Regions from separate parts of the Homo sapiens genome. Here region 1 is linked to region 2. The links are chromatin contacts, found by Hi-C or POLR2A ChIA-PET in ENCODE. All regions are on one chromosome and are shown on one strand. The core of a region is the stretch at or near the end of the contact, and the rest is flanking DNA. Distances in the headings are between cores, read along the strand shown.

Region 1 (6,558 bases), core at 3,733-6,232, 59 kb after region 2:
TGCCCTGAACTTGGCTCTTTTCTCAGAGCAGACTATGTGACATTTAATTTCTTCACTGAAAAGAAAGATGTGCTGTTTATAGGGCCAATATAACCACAGGAAATAGCAGAAATCCTGAATTTAGAAATGGTAAAATTCCTGAGAGTTGAAGGCTTATTGAAGACTGTGAAAGATCATCTCTGGAAACAGTAGATAGGAAGCCATGAATAAAGCCAGTATCAACCATTGTTATGGGGATGAAGCTACAGGACAGGTCTCACTGGCCTCAACTTAGACTTAGCTCCAGAGTCAGCTAATATCTTTCCCAGGAAGAGAAACTTGGACAAGATTCAGCATAAACATTATCCTGGACCTTGCTGGGCATTCTTCTCTTAACAGAGTTCATCTGAGCCTTCAAAGCATTCATATTGCTGGAAAGTTGCCATTGTAGCCTCCTGTAAGCCTTCTCATAATGAACCAGACAGCCATATGGAAGAGAGTGGATCATCAAGTTGGAGTGACAAGCACGGACTTCATCATCAAAGATCCACCTAGGCCTTTGCTCAGTGCTCTATCAAAATGTAGGATTTGGATACCAAAGTGCACCAAATGGCAAGGACTGGGGGTTCTGAATAATAGGTCTTGGTCTAGACAAGCCCAATGGAGCAGGCGTGGCCTCTACCATAAGCTCTCAACTTGGCTCAGACTTATAGACCTAACTTCACCCTGACATCTTCATCTTCCTTCTCCACCCTCTTCTTAACTCCAAACACAATGATAGCCTTCTCCTCTCCAACACTTAATGGTTTTTCTCATTTTAGTGCTAAAGGTCTTTGGACAGTTTCTGTCAAGTACTAGCCCTGCTTGTCTGCAGATCCAGAGAGCCTTAATTGACAGATTCAACTGTGCCTATTCCTGAACCAATTCTGATCAAGAAAGTGGTCCCACCAGTCAGTGCTGACAGGAATTAGTCTTTTGCTGTCAACTAATGGTTTCCAATTAGGGCAACTTTTTCCACCCAGAGATATTTGTCAATGTCTGGAGACATCTATGGTTGTCACAGCTGAGGGAATATTAATTAATAGCACCTAGTGGGTAAAGGTGAGGAATGTCATTAAATACCCTACAATGCAGAGGGTAACCCCCCACCAACAGAGTACTGTCCAGCCCCAGCTGTTCACAGCGCTGAGTTTGAGGAGCCCTACTCTACCTAGTCCCAGGGATGAGGCATGGGAACCCATGCACAAACTGAGTCAAGCTTTCCTTTACTGCCCTATTGTGTTCTCCTTGTCGGTTTGATTTCAGCCTGGTGTACCTGCTTCAGGCTCTGGTTTTCCCTGCTGAGTCCAGAGTCTCGCCTAGGGCCTTGCCTGTTTGTCAGATACCTTGGTTTATGGCAGACCCCTCACCTGGATCTCCAATTGGAGTTCTATCTATATAGATCCACAAAGCCATAATTCATTTAATTTTCAGTATTCTTGCTGCAAGAACCCTTTCCACCAATCCCTACTTACCTGACCATAGTCCAGGAACAAAAACAGTGAAGTCAGCCTGATTTCCAGTGCTTTGGGATATAATATTCTGGACTTCTGACTGCTTTTCTCAGGGGTCATCCTACACCCAACCTGGTTGCCATTTCTTACCACCCCCCAAAATCTGTCCCTGAGGTCCCAAAGTGACTTGAGGCTGAGCTGACCCCCAGGATGCTTTGAGGGAAGAATTTCTAAGGGAGCAACACTAAGCACTATGCTTAGGGTAGCACTGTGCTGGGCAGACACTTTAACCCAAGCTCTAAAGCCATGATGAGTCAGTCCAAGACACTATTCTCGAATAATAACGGCAACTTCTTATGAGCCACCCAAAGTAATGTCTCTCTCTTTAGTAACTATTTCAAATTTTTGTGTGATTAGCCATTCTCCAACTCTGGGTGTAGAGAACAAACCCATAGCTATTTCCCTGGAAGGGACAGCCACACACCCTGCCAGGATATCCTGCTGCCCCCAGGCACTATATGAAGACATACCCATTCCTCCCTGCCATGGCAGAGAAAGTCCTTTCCAGAGAAGAACTTTGGTTTCTTGGCCTTGTTCCAGACTGAACCAAAAGAGGAAACGAAATAGACAAAGCACCAGATGGAGAGTAACTAGTCAGAATGATTCAGTCCACAAACACCTCCATATCTAAGAAATGAGCACAGGTTTCCAGCACACTAAGGTACATCTGGGTGGGGTGACAGCAATAGGTGCTCATTTGAAGCAGTTGGAGATCATGGTACACAAAACCAGCCTTCGAAGTAGTATGTTACCGCAAGAGCCATGGCCACTTTGAAGTAAAATCAAATTGTCATTGGTGAGATGAAGAAGCTGTGGAATTTCAACCTGGTTGGTTTCAGCACTTGCTGTTACATTTGCACTGCTGTTTAAAATGCTAGTTCTATTGGATTCTGAGGATACTATACAAAAAAAATTCCCAAGAATAAATAAAGAAGTAGTACCCCAAGCACAGGAAATGATCATCAAAACTCATCCTTTCCTATAGTGAAAGGATTACTATTTCACTATTACTATAGTGAAATCAGTAATTTTCACAAGGAATCTGCATCACCAGCAATCCTCCCTGGGGAAAAAAATGGAAGTGAATAAACAGATAAAACCTAAAATAGGGGCTGGGCACGGTGGCTCACGCCTGTAATCCCAGCGCTTTGGGAGGCCGAGGCGGGTGGATCGCGAGGTCAGCAGATGGAGACCATCCTAGCTAACACGGTGAAACCCCGTCTCTACTAAAAAAAAATACAAAAAATTAGCCGGACATGGTGGCGGGTGCCTATAGTCCCAGCTACTTGGGAGGCTGAGGCAGGAGAATGGCGTGAACCTGGGAGGCAGAGCTTGCAGTGAGCCGAGATCGCACCACTGTACTCCAGCCTGGGCGACAGAGCGAGACTCCGTCTCAGGGAAAAAAAAAAAAAAAAAAAAAAAAAAAACCTAAAATAAGGCAACCATTTCAAATAATGTAATAATAAAATCTAAAATATTACACCCATTTGAAAGAACACAAAGATATAACCTAAAATATTGCAACAATTTTAAAGGTTCTATAGATCTAAAGTAGCGGCTTCACGCTTTTTGAATATAATTCTAAATAGCACAATGCTTCCTTTTAATTCTTTTGGATTCCTGGAGAGACAGCTCCTGGCTGAGTATCAGTTGAACACACAGGTTGTCTAGGCTTTTCAATGATGGTGATGGACTTCTTTTAAGCTATCCAAATTTTTTCTTCGAAATCAACATCCTTGATTTATGTCAGCAAAAAAGCAGCTTTCTGGGGTTTCAGTTACACCTGAGCTCTGTCCATTGCCAAGCCCATATGTACCAAGGAGTTTCAGATGCAGGAAGCCCAACAGCATGAATTATTCTGAGACATCACCAGAGAACACAAATAGGCTAGGGCATCAGATCAGCAAGTCATAACTAAGCTTTCAAGCTATAGCTGACAATGAAAATAACCCCAGAAGTCTTGAGAAGCACAACCTATAAAGCAGAGGAGTGTGCTTTTCTGGAGTGAGCATGATCCAGATTTACCAGAGGAAGCATGTCAGCTGTAAACACACTCTTAGCAGCTCCATCCTAACCTGTTCCAGGCTCTTTGGGGACTGACAATCTCATCACCTGCATAGCTTGCCACAAACTTCCACGCTAAGGCATTTGCACGTAAACTGACCTTCACACTTCAGCTAATATCTTCACTGCACAATGAAATGAATGTGAACTAGAAAATCAAATTCTGTGTAAAAATAGGCAAGTCTCTTCCCAAATAAGAACAAAAGCCAAAAATTCACCTTATAAATGAGCTTTAGGAATAAGTTTTATGCTATTTTATTTTTATAGTTCATGAGGGTTCTGCAAATACTATAGCTAATCCAGTGTCACCTCCAACAGGATCTTCCAGGTAGTTGTGATTTATGTCTTTATTAGTCATGTTAATTACATAACAATACCTAAAGGGCTGCTTCTTGCATTCATTGCTTGCTCACACCACAGTAAAAAAATAATCATCACCTGACTGGTATCACAAAGCTTTCTTTCCACTACACTGGAACATTTTTACTCATCTCACACGATGATTTCAGAAGGACTGGAAGTCCATGGGATGGGTGCTTGAGCCATTTGAAGTGGCCTGTGTGTCAGTCAAAACCATTGCACCTAATCCACCTGAACAGGGTATGTAACTTCTTGCCTGAGTTGAGTCTTCTTTACCACAGCAGACTAAGGCAGGCTTTTATCCCCGTCATGGGTGAAAGCTTTAGCAACTGCTGCTCTCTTTCCATGTGGAGGATCATACATTATCACTGTACTTCTGGCCTCTCACCAGAGTCCCGTTCATTCACCCCTTGACAGCATATATAAGCCACATCCTGTAACTTCAGCTTTATCGGTAATAAAGATGATGTTTTGGTGTATGATTGCCTTATTCCTTTGTCTTATTTCTCAGTTGTGTTTGAATTTGGCCACAAAAAAAGGACTTTCCTTAGAATAGTCTAACATTTGGTGGATTGGTTGGAAACACTGAGAAACATAACAAATGGCTGAAGTGGGAAAAATAAAACAAACATTAAATGATCTTGAGCGGTTCTGGGCTTTGGATTTTTTTGTGTGCATGAGAGAGATGTTTTGACCTTAGTGGATTGCGGAGGCTTTTATTAGCTCATAAGGTTGCTTTTTATAATTTCACACTTGGCTTTTTAAAAATTCTATGACTTGGAAAAGGGGCCTTAGGCTTTAGGACATAATATTTCAACCCCGACAGATAATTACAGCTTGTCCAGTGGTAGCTTTATATGGACTGTTTTTTATATGTAGTTGTTTGTTTTATAGATTGTGACAGCCTAAAGCAAGATTCCATTGCCCTCAACAAAGACGTAACACTCAGGGAAAATACCAGGACAATTCAGCTTTGACAAAGTAGTGGCTGGGGGACTCAGAAAGCCTGGGGCTCAGCCAAGTCACATGTGCAGGAATGTCATCAGCAGACACCAATTGCACGAGACTTAGAAAAGGCCTGCCTTAAGTGGATGCAGGGAATCTCATGGTGAAGTCTTTCCCCTAAACAGTACAAGCCACTTGTCTTATCACACACATGCTAGTGATTCAGGGACCTCAGCCTATGCTAGTAGGCAGCAAGGCCACATATTTAGTTAGTGGCTGAGCAGGGATCTGAATACAGGCTGGATTTGCCCCAGAATACAAGCTCTCAATCAACTGTATTATTAGTTTTCTTTTGCTGCTGTATCAAATTGCCAGGAACTTAGTGACCTAAAACAGCACAAATTTATTATCTTACACTTCTGGAGGTCAGAAGTCCCAAGTGGGATCTACTAGGCTAAAATCAAGATGTTGACAGGGCTGCAGGCCTTCTGAAGCATCTAGGAGAAAATCCATCTCCTTGATTTTTCCAGCTTCTAGAGGCCACCTGTATTCCTTGATTCATCCTTAAGGAAGTAGCGTAGCAGCTGTAAATCTCTCTAACTCTGACCCTCTTGTCTTCCTCTTATAAGGACCCTTGTGATTATATGGAGCCTTTCTAGATAATCCAGGATAATCTGCCCATCTCAAATCCTTAATGATGTCTGAAAAGTCAAAGTAACGTATGACAGGGTCCATGGGATTAGGATGTGGATATGTTTGGGAGGAGGTTCTTCCATCTACCATTCCAGGACTCATTCAGCCTCCCCTTCATGTTGACATTGCATCTGGGGCCATAGTTTTTGACAATATACTAAGCCCCACATTCTGAGAATGTAATTTTTTCTGGGATAATTGCTTTAGAGGATGAGGTTTGGCTTCTTTTCTCAATATGGTAGGTGTGGCCCACCAGTGAAAATAATAACTGCTTGAAACTTTTCATCAGTAAAGTCATCAGAAACCCAGCATATATTTTCTGCAGTCCTGCAGGAACCACACCAGCCTCAAGAAGAGCGAGCCCCAGCTGCAAGCCCTGGCAGGACCCCTCACTCTGCTAACACTGTGGAGACCCCTCACCCCAACCCTTAATGGGAAGTCAGTATATAATTAGTCACGTTGGGTTGGGCTTTTAATTCACCAAAGCAGTAGAGTTTGATTCAGACTTTAATTCACTTGGGTTTTGTTAACATTAGACTTAAACTTGCGAAGGGACTAATGTATCGATTTTAATTCTTCTGAGAGAATTTCACAGAGGGAGGAACTATATTCAAATTTGGGGCATCCTCGCTTTCTTGGCATTTTATTCGTGGAGTTTCTCTCTGCATTTTCACTTAATTTTATTTCATAACTTCCAGTAGGTTATATTGGACAGTTACTTCCAATAGATTATATTGAACAGTTGTAGCAGGACAGCACTGAGCAAGGGAAACAGAATAGAAAGAATATTTTTGGCCTTGGAGTCCATTTAATTACTGCATTGTTCTGACCCATTTCAAAGCCTCCTGCAGAAAAATCTCATCTCAGCAGGAGGAAGCCTGCCCAAACCAGCCCTGCTGGGTAAGTTGCTTTAAGTCCAGCAGGAATCAGTGTCTGTAGTGGTGGAGATGAAGCAGGCTGCAGC
Region 2 (6,348 bases), core at 3,373-5,872:
TCTTATTGCCCAGGCTGGAGTTCAGTGGCCCATCTGGGCTCACTGCTACCTCCACCTCCTGGGTTCAAGCGATTCTCCTCCCTCAGCCTCTTGAGTAGCTGGGATTACAGGCACGTGCCACCACGCCTAGCTAATTTTGTATTTTTAGTAGAAACCATGTTTCTCCATGTTGGTCAGGCTGGTCTCGCACTCCCGACCTCAGGTGATCCGCCCACCTCAGCCTCCCAAAGTGCTGAGATTACAGGCATGAGCCACTGCGCCCGGCCATGTGTATCTTTTACTCATTTTCAGTCTATTTTTCTCATAACATATATGTCATCACCACTGGAATGTGTGATGGCTTTGGGATGTGTCAGCTTGGCTAGGCTGAACCACATTTCCCCGACTTTCCTTTCTAGTGTGTTTCTAGTTAGAGTTAGGCTACAAGAAACATTCTCTTTTGAGAGTTAGGGTGCAGGAGGGAGGCAGTGATGAAGACATGCACATTCTACCAGTGACTCAATCAAACTACCGTTTGAATTCTCCAGTAAGAGGAGATGTAAATAAAGCCCCAAATCAGTTGATTTTGAGTTCACCAAAAGAGAGATTATCCTTGGGTGCCTCACTTAATTAAGCAGAAGCCATTTAGAGAGGGACTAGGCCTTCCGTGAAAATCAGACACACCAACAGGCCAGCATGCTCCCCCTTCCCCTGGACCTTCCCTTCTTTTTGTGGACTTCAAGCATCAGCTGAAGCTCATGGGGCCTGCCTGCTTATGATAATCTCTTCCTGATGCCTGCTCTGTGGAATTCAGGCTTACCTAGCCAGACCTCACAATTGTGTGAGCTAATCTTACATAACAAGTAAATCCATATGTAAGTTTATATAATGTAAACAAAATATAAAATATACATATGTATACATACATATGTAAGTGTTAAGATATATAGATGTGATATATTGAGAGAGAGAGCTCCTACCAGTTCTATGCCTCTGATTGAACCCCAACTGATATAGAATATTCTACTCTCACTTTCAACTACTCACAATAAACTCATTATCCTTTTCCTCATTCTATACCAAAACCAACTCCCTTTTTCATATAATTCATGATACAATCTTTTCCAGAATTTGAAAAAAAAAGAAAGACGTTTCTTTCCTCTCATCTGTAGTATCCAGTAATCCCTAATTCCACACAGTTTTCCTTTAAGGTCTCTCCCTTCTATTCCAAACCAGTTTTCCCTTTTCTCACGCTGTGATGATTTTCCTTCTTCCTAAAGCTTTTCCCTGTCTCAATTCTCACCCTCTTTTAATGCAGTCTCTATGGAAAGACCTTTTTACATCTCCCTACATACTGCTCTATTTAAAAATGATCATACTATTGCCTACAAGTTAAAATCTTCAGTTGTTTTTGTCTGTTTTTAAGATAGCATTTAAGGCTTAACAAAATATTATTTCATAATTAATATAGAATAGTAGTCATAATACAATAAGCAATTCTATGTAAGGCACTCTGAGAAGTGGTTTTCACAAGTTATCGTCTTTAATTCTCACTATAATCCCATGAGACACGTACAATTATCCCCAATTTATAAGTGACAACATTGAGGCAGAGAGAGGTTAATTCATTCCCCAATTTATACATCCAGTAAGTGGTATATCTGGGTTTTGAATCTGAGCCATCAGATCCTAGAGCCCACCAATCTCATGATTCCTGATTTGAGTTCCACACTCTCAACTGACCTGGACTCTCACTGTTCTTGAATATAATTCTCATTTTCTAACCTGCTTATGTAATTTATCTCTCAAGGGACATACTTCCTCCCTGCTCTCTCACTATCCAACACCTGGGCTGGATTCAAGTCCTACCTTCATTCACCCATATCATAAGCCATGCACATTTCTCTCTCTCTTCATGACTTACTGCATTTACTGTTGTTTAACTGGTTGATTTGAATATCCCAACTCTCCACTTAGTCTGTACAGCACCATGTTTATGTTACTTCTATACAGCTAAGAAGCCCCCTCTCCCACAAATAGATGTTATTAGTACAGTTTTGAAGGAAGAAACAAACACACATAAACACTGTTATCTCTGGAACATGAACGTCAGATTTTTCAGATATATACCAGATAATTTGGGTTTCACTAATTTTTAGCGTAAACATTGAAAACTTCCTCAAGACAAGGCAAAAGCAGCATTCATTCTTTTAATTCAATGGTATCTAACCATGTGTGTTCTGACTAATTTGATAGGTTTATGAAAGTGCTGGAGATAAAAATGCAAAAATTCCCTAAGTGTGACAGACTTATTAGTGGGGTCCTTGCTGAACAATTTCATAGTCTTCACCCTTTGAAAATCATTTCAATCCAAAGAGGTTTGGGGGTATATTCGTGACCTTTTTCCAGCTTTTTACATTCCTCTGTGTGTGTTTGGTCTCCATTGAGATTTGATAAGAATTGTGTAGAGAGCGAAAGGAACATCGTCCCTGCCAGAAAAGCAATGTGCTAGGATAAATCTGTCCCAACTTTTTACAAATGTTAGTTGACTGACTATTGTTTCTACTGGTGTTAGTTGACTACAAATGTTAGTCAAATGAATATTGTTTCTCCTGGTTCTTTGTACATTCTTCCATTAAAGTATTTATCAAAATACCATTGGTTGTTTATACCTCTCTCTTTGAAGGACCACGTGTCTTTACTTATTTACTTTTAAGACAAGGTCTCACTCTGTTGCCCAGGCTGAAGTGCAGTAGTGCAATCGTGGCTCACTGCAGCCTCAAACTCCTGTGCTCAAGCAGTCCTTCCCACCTCAGCTTCCCAAGTAACTGGGACTACAGGTGTGTGTCATCATGCCCAGCTAATTTTTTTTTATTTTCTGTAGAGATGGGGGCCTCACTATGTTGCCAAGGCTGGTCTCAAATTCTGAGACTCAAGGGATCTTTCCACCTTGGCCTCCCAAAGTGCTGGATTATATGCATGAACCACCATGCCTGGCCAGAACCATGTGTGTTAATAATTTTTTTTAATGTCTAGCACACTCCCTCCAAAATGATTGCTAAGTGAATTAAAGGTGAAGAAAAAGAACTGTTTGATTAAATGTTCTACCTAAGCATAATAATCACTGATTTACAAGGTCAAGGTGTGAGTTTTTTCCTCACTCTTTTTTAATTCCTCAATTACAGGTATTCCCTTGTACCACTCAATGAGAAATGTTCTTTTGATTTGAGCAATGTAAAAGAGATCCTTCTGGTAAAGGAACTGTCCTGTATCTTGACTCAAGTGATAGAGACACAAACCTATGCATGTGATAGAATTACATAGGAGTAAATATACAAATGAGTATGAGTATAGGTAAGCTAGGGAAGTCTGAATATCTAGATAAGATCAATGGGTTGTGTCAATGCCAATATCCTGGTTGATATTTAATTGTGGTTTTGCACAGAACTTTTGCGAGTTGGGGCAAACTAGGTAAAGGGAATGTGGAAATTCTTTATATTATTTCTTACAATAGCTTGTGAGTCTACAATTGTCTCAAAACCATTAAAATAAAATGACAATTTATTTACTTACAAGAGGTTTCATAATGCCTTGGGATTGTGAGACAACTGAACATTAAGGGTGATTAATCAATGACACTGTTAACCCTTCAAAATCTCTTTTGGATATACAACTTGTACCCTAAAACTTAAAGTATAATTAAAAAAAAAAATCAAAAAAAAAAAAAAAAGATTTCCCAAAACCCAAAGTGACACAGAGAAAAAGATATGATAAAATGGCCCTTGGCTGGAATTTGCCTTGGAGCTACTTTCTGCTTTCTCTCCTCTAATATTTGCCACAGTGGCGTTGTTGCATACCATGAGGAAAATTGGATAGCAGGACATTCAAACATATTTCTGCATTCATTTTTTATAAGGCTATAGAGATATTACTGAAGTTTCCTTTTGTCTTTTGTCAACTAATAAGAAATATGTTTCCAAATCAGATGCTAAAATTCCAGGAAAATGTTTGATTCATGGTGGTGTTGGTTCATTTCCCTGTATAGTAATAATAATGTAATAGTAATAGTACTAATACTTGTTGTTTGTGTGGTTAATGTTGTCACTGTACTAGGGGCTTTCCACAGTCCAGAACCTGGTCAAAGCATTTGCTATTCAAATAAACTATTTTCCTGTGAATTGTCTTCAGTACCATGGAAACGCTATTACAGCCCCTCTAAACTGGGAATGGCTGGCATAGGAGCAGCCCCAGGAGGGTAAGGTCAGGACCACGCAGATGTGACTGCTGCTCTGCTCGCCCTGCAGTGATAAGAGCACAGCTGTGGGAAAGCCAGAGCATCTGTTGTGAGTCACCAAGTGCAAACAGGATGATAACAGAGTTAGGATCAGAAAACAACATACCTTCTGAGACACAGAAGGCAGCACACCACAGAACACTGGCTCCTTTCTACAGAAAAAGGAAACCAAGCAATGTTCCTTCAGCAAGTTGGCCTGTGCTCATGTGTCTGTTTCCTTCTGTTGGGTCTAGTTGGTCCCTATCAAAACAGAACCCCTTTCCTCTGAATTTGAGCTGACTTGAAGATAGGCTGGATGCCACTTACAGCATCTGTGGGGACTCCAGAAAGAGACTCCCTTCCTTTCCCTATAGCACTCCATATATGGCTATGGCATCCAGCCTTAAGGGATTGTGGTTAAGAGCAGATGCTGGCTTTCCTGGAATGGACACTGGCCATCGTTACTCATGAATCAAGCCTTCCTCTCTTAAGGGTGCTGGTCTTTTCTATATATAGATTGTTTAACTGGGGCTACATTTATCCCCTAGAAAAGGAGAGTTGCATATATAACAGTACGGATTTTTCCTGAATTGACCCCTAACTTACTAAGCTTCGGAACAAGCAATCTATTTTTCATGACTTAATTTTATAAAATTTACACATATATACATACACACACACATACGTGTTTTCACATATAACTCCATATATTTTAATACTATTTTTTCCTTCCCCACTACATTCCTACAAACATTTTTCTCCTTTTTTCAACTTAATTCGATGACATATCCCACTGGCTTCTCTTTATGTCCCTTCTTCTGTATCATTCACACCTGTTCATCCTCTGCCTTATGTATTACTACATTCAAACTTCTTACTAACACATTGTATAATACTTTTAGTCACATTTGCTTGCACACCTTCACTCTCACCCAACTTCTCTTTCACACATACACACACACACACACACACACATCACACATCACACATACACACTCACATGTACTCTCCAGATCCCAGTCTGCTCTTGGTTCCTCGAGCTGGCCTTGACAGTCTCCAGCTAGTGTAGCCACTGATTTTTTGCTACCAATAGCCACAAGCATAAAACAAAAATGGGCTGGGGCTAGATGGAACTAGGCAGTCGTGGGGCAAGCTGGCAGAACACTGAGGGGAAAGATGGTTCTAAAACCTCTCCAGCTGGGGCTGAGAAGTGCTGGCGCAGCAGGAGAGAGTGGGAAAGCCTGTCTAAGGTCAGCAGCCTGACCTGGCAATCAGGACACTGAAAGCCACAGACAAGGTGTGGGTGGGTGGGCAGAGCGGGGGGTGCACAGGGGTATTGGAATTGAAAAGAAGCTGAAGTAAGAAAAGTTAGAAATGATCATGAATTGATTACTTATTACCAGTTAGGCACTGGGCTCTACATTTTCAGATATTTACTGTTTACTTTTTACTGCAAACATGTGAAGGAGATGATCATTATTTTGCAGATGAAGTTCAAAGAGTGTAATATTTAACCAGCTCTGTATAGAGAAAGTAGAGGATTCGGGTGCACTCCTGAAGCAGTGATTTGAATATATTTGTTTTCATTTGGGATACTCTTGCTCTCATTCACATGTTATGGGCTGGCTATGGTGAGAAAAGAGAAGCTCTGGGTGTTGGCATTAGGAGATGGTGTTCAGCTTCAGGAGAAGCTGCCCAGGCCTCTGAAGAACAGACACTGGAAACCAGAGGCAGAGCAAATACCCCTACTTCTTAAGCAAGGATTGCTGGTTTTTGCCCTGCCTTTCGCATACATACTTCCCAAAGGGCAAAGCACTGCTTTAAAAAACAAATAAACGAAAACAAAAGACTTTGAGACAAGGTTTTATTCTATGCTTAGTCCTGACTTCTAGAGGTTGCCATGACCCAGCGGTTGGAATTGGGATGTGCGGAGTGGCACTGAGATGGTAATATGAAGGAAAGGGTGGATTAATGTCTAAGTTCCTGTGGTAAAGATACAAACACCACATTGAAGCTATCATTAGCAAAACTCCAACTCAATCGGTAGAAACTTACAATTTGCCCATATGATGTCAAATAATTGACTCAAATTGTTA

The links. Hi-C counts contacts between places; a loop is a spot of excess contacts on that map. ChIA-PET counts read pairs that join two places held with the same protein, here RNA polymerase II (POLR2A).
Region 1: a loop to region 2 is called in a map of heart left ventricle, with 3 times the contacts of the local background. The contact joins two enhancer-like sites. A Hi-C loop is called at or near these places in 4 of 168 maps with a recorded cell type or tissue (DLD1, astrocyte of the cerebellum, endothelial cell of hepatic sinusoid and 1 more). POLR2A ChIA-PET finds 5 or more read pairs at or near these places in 5 of 52 experiments (BJ, PC-3, activated T-cell and 1 more).

The regions. Positions count from the first base shown.
Region 1 is chr15:39,194,274-39,200,831 of GRCh38, forward strand. All of the region lies in intron 1 of LOC105370777 (a long non-coding RNA gene), which reads right to left. Among named protein-coding and RNA genes, the nearest start is that of LINC02915, 53 kb to the right of the region's middle. Within about 2 kb of position 4,983, at least 5 of the 41 ENCODE cell types and tissues checked have a DNase peak (open chromatin) inside an H3K27ac peak, as active enhancers do.
Region 2 is chr15:39,135,834-39,142,181 of GRCh38, forward strand. All of the region lies in intron 1 of LOC105370777 (a long non-coding RNA gene), which reads right to left. Among named protein-coding and RNA genes, the nearest start is that of LINC02915, 110 kb to the right of the region's middle. Within about 2 kb of position 4,623, at least 7 of the 41 ENCODE cell types and tissues checked have a DNase peak (open chromatin) inside an H3K27ac peak, as active enhancers do.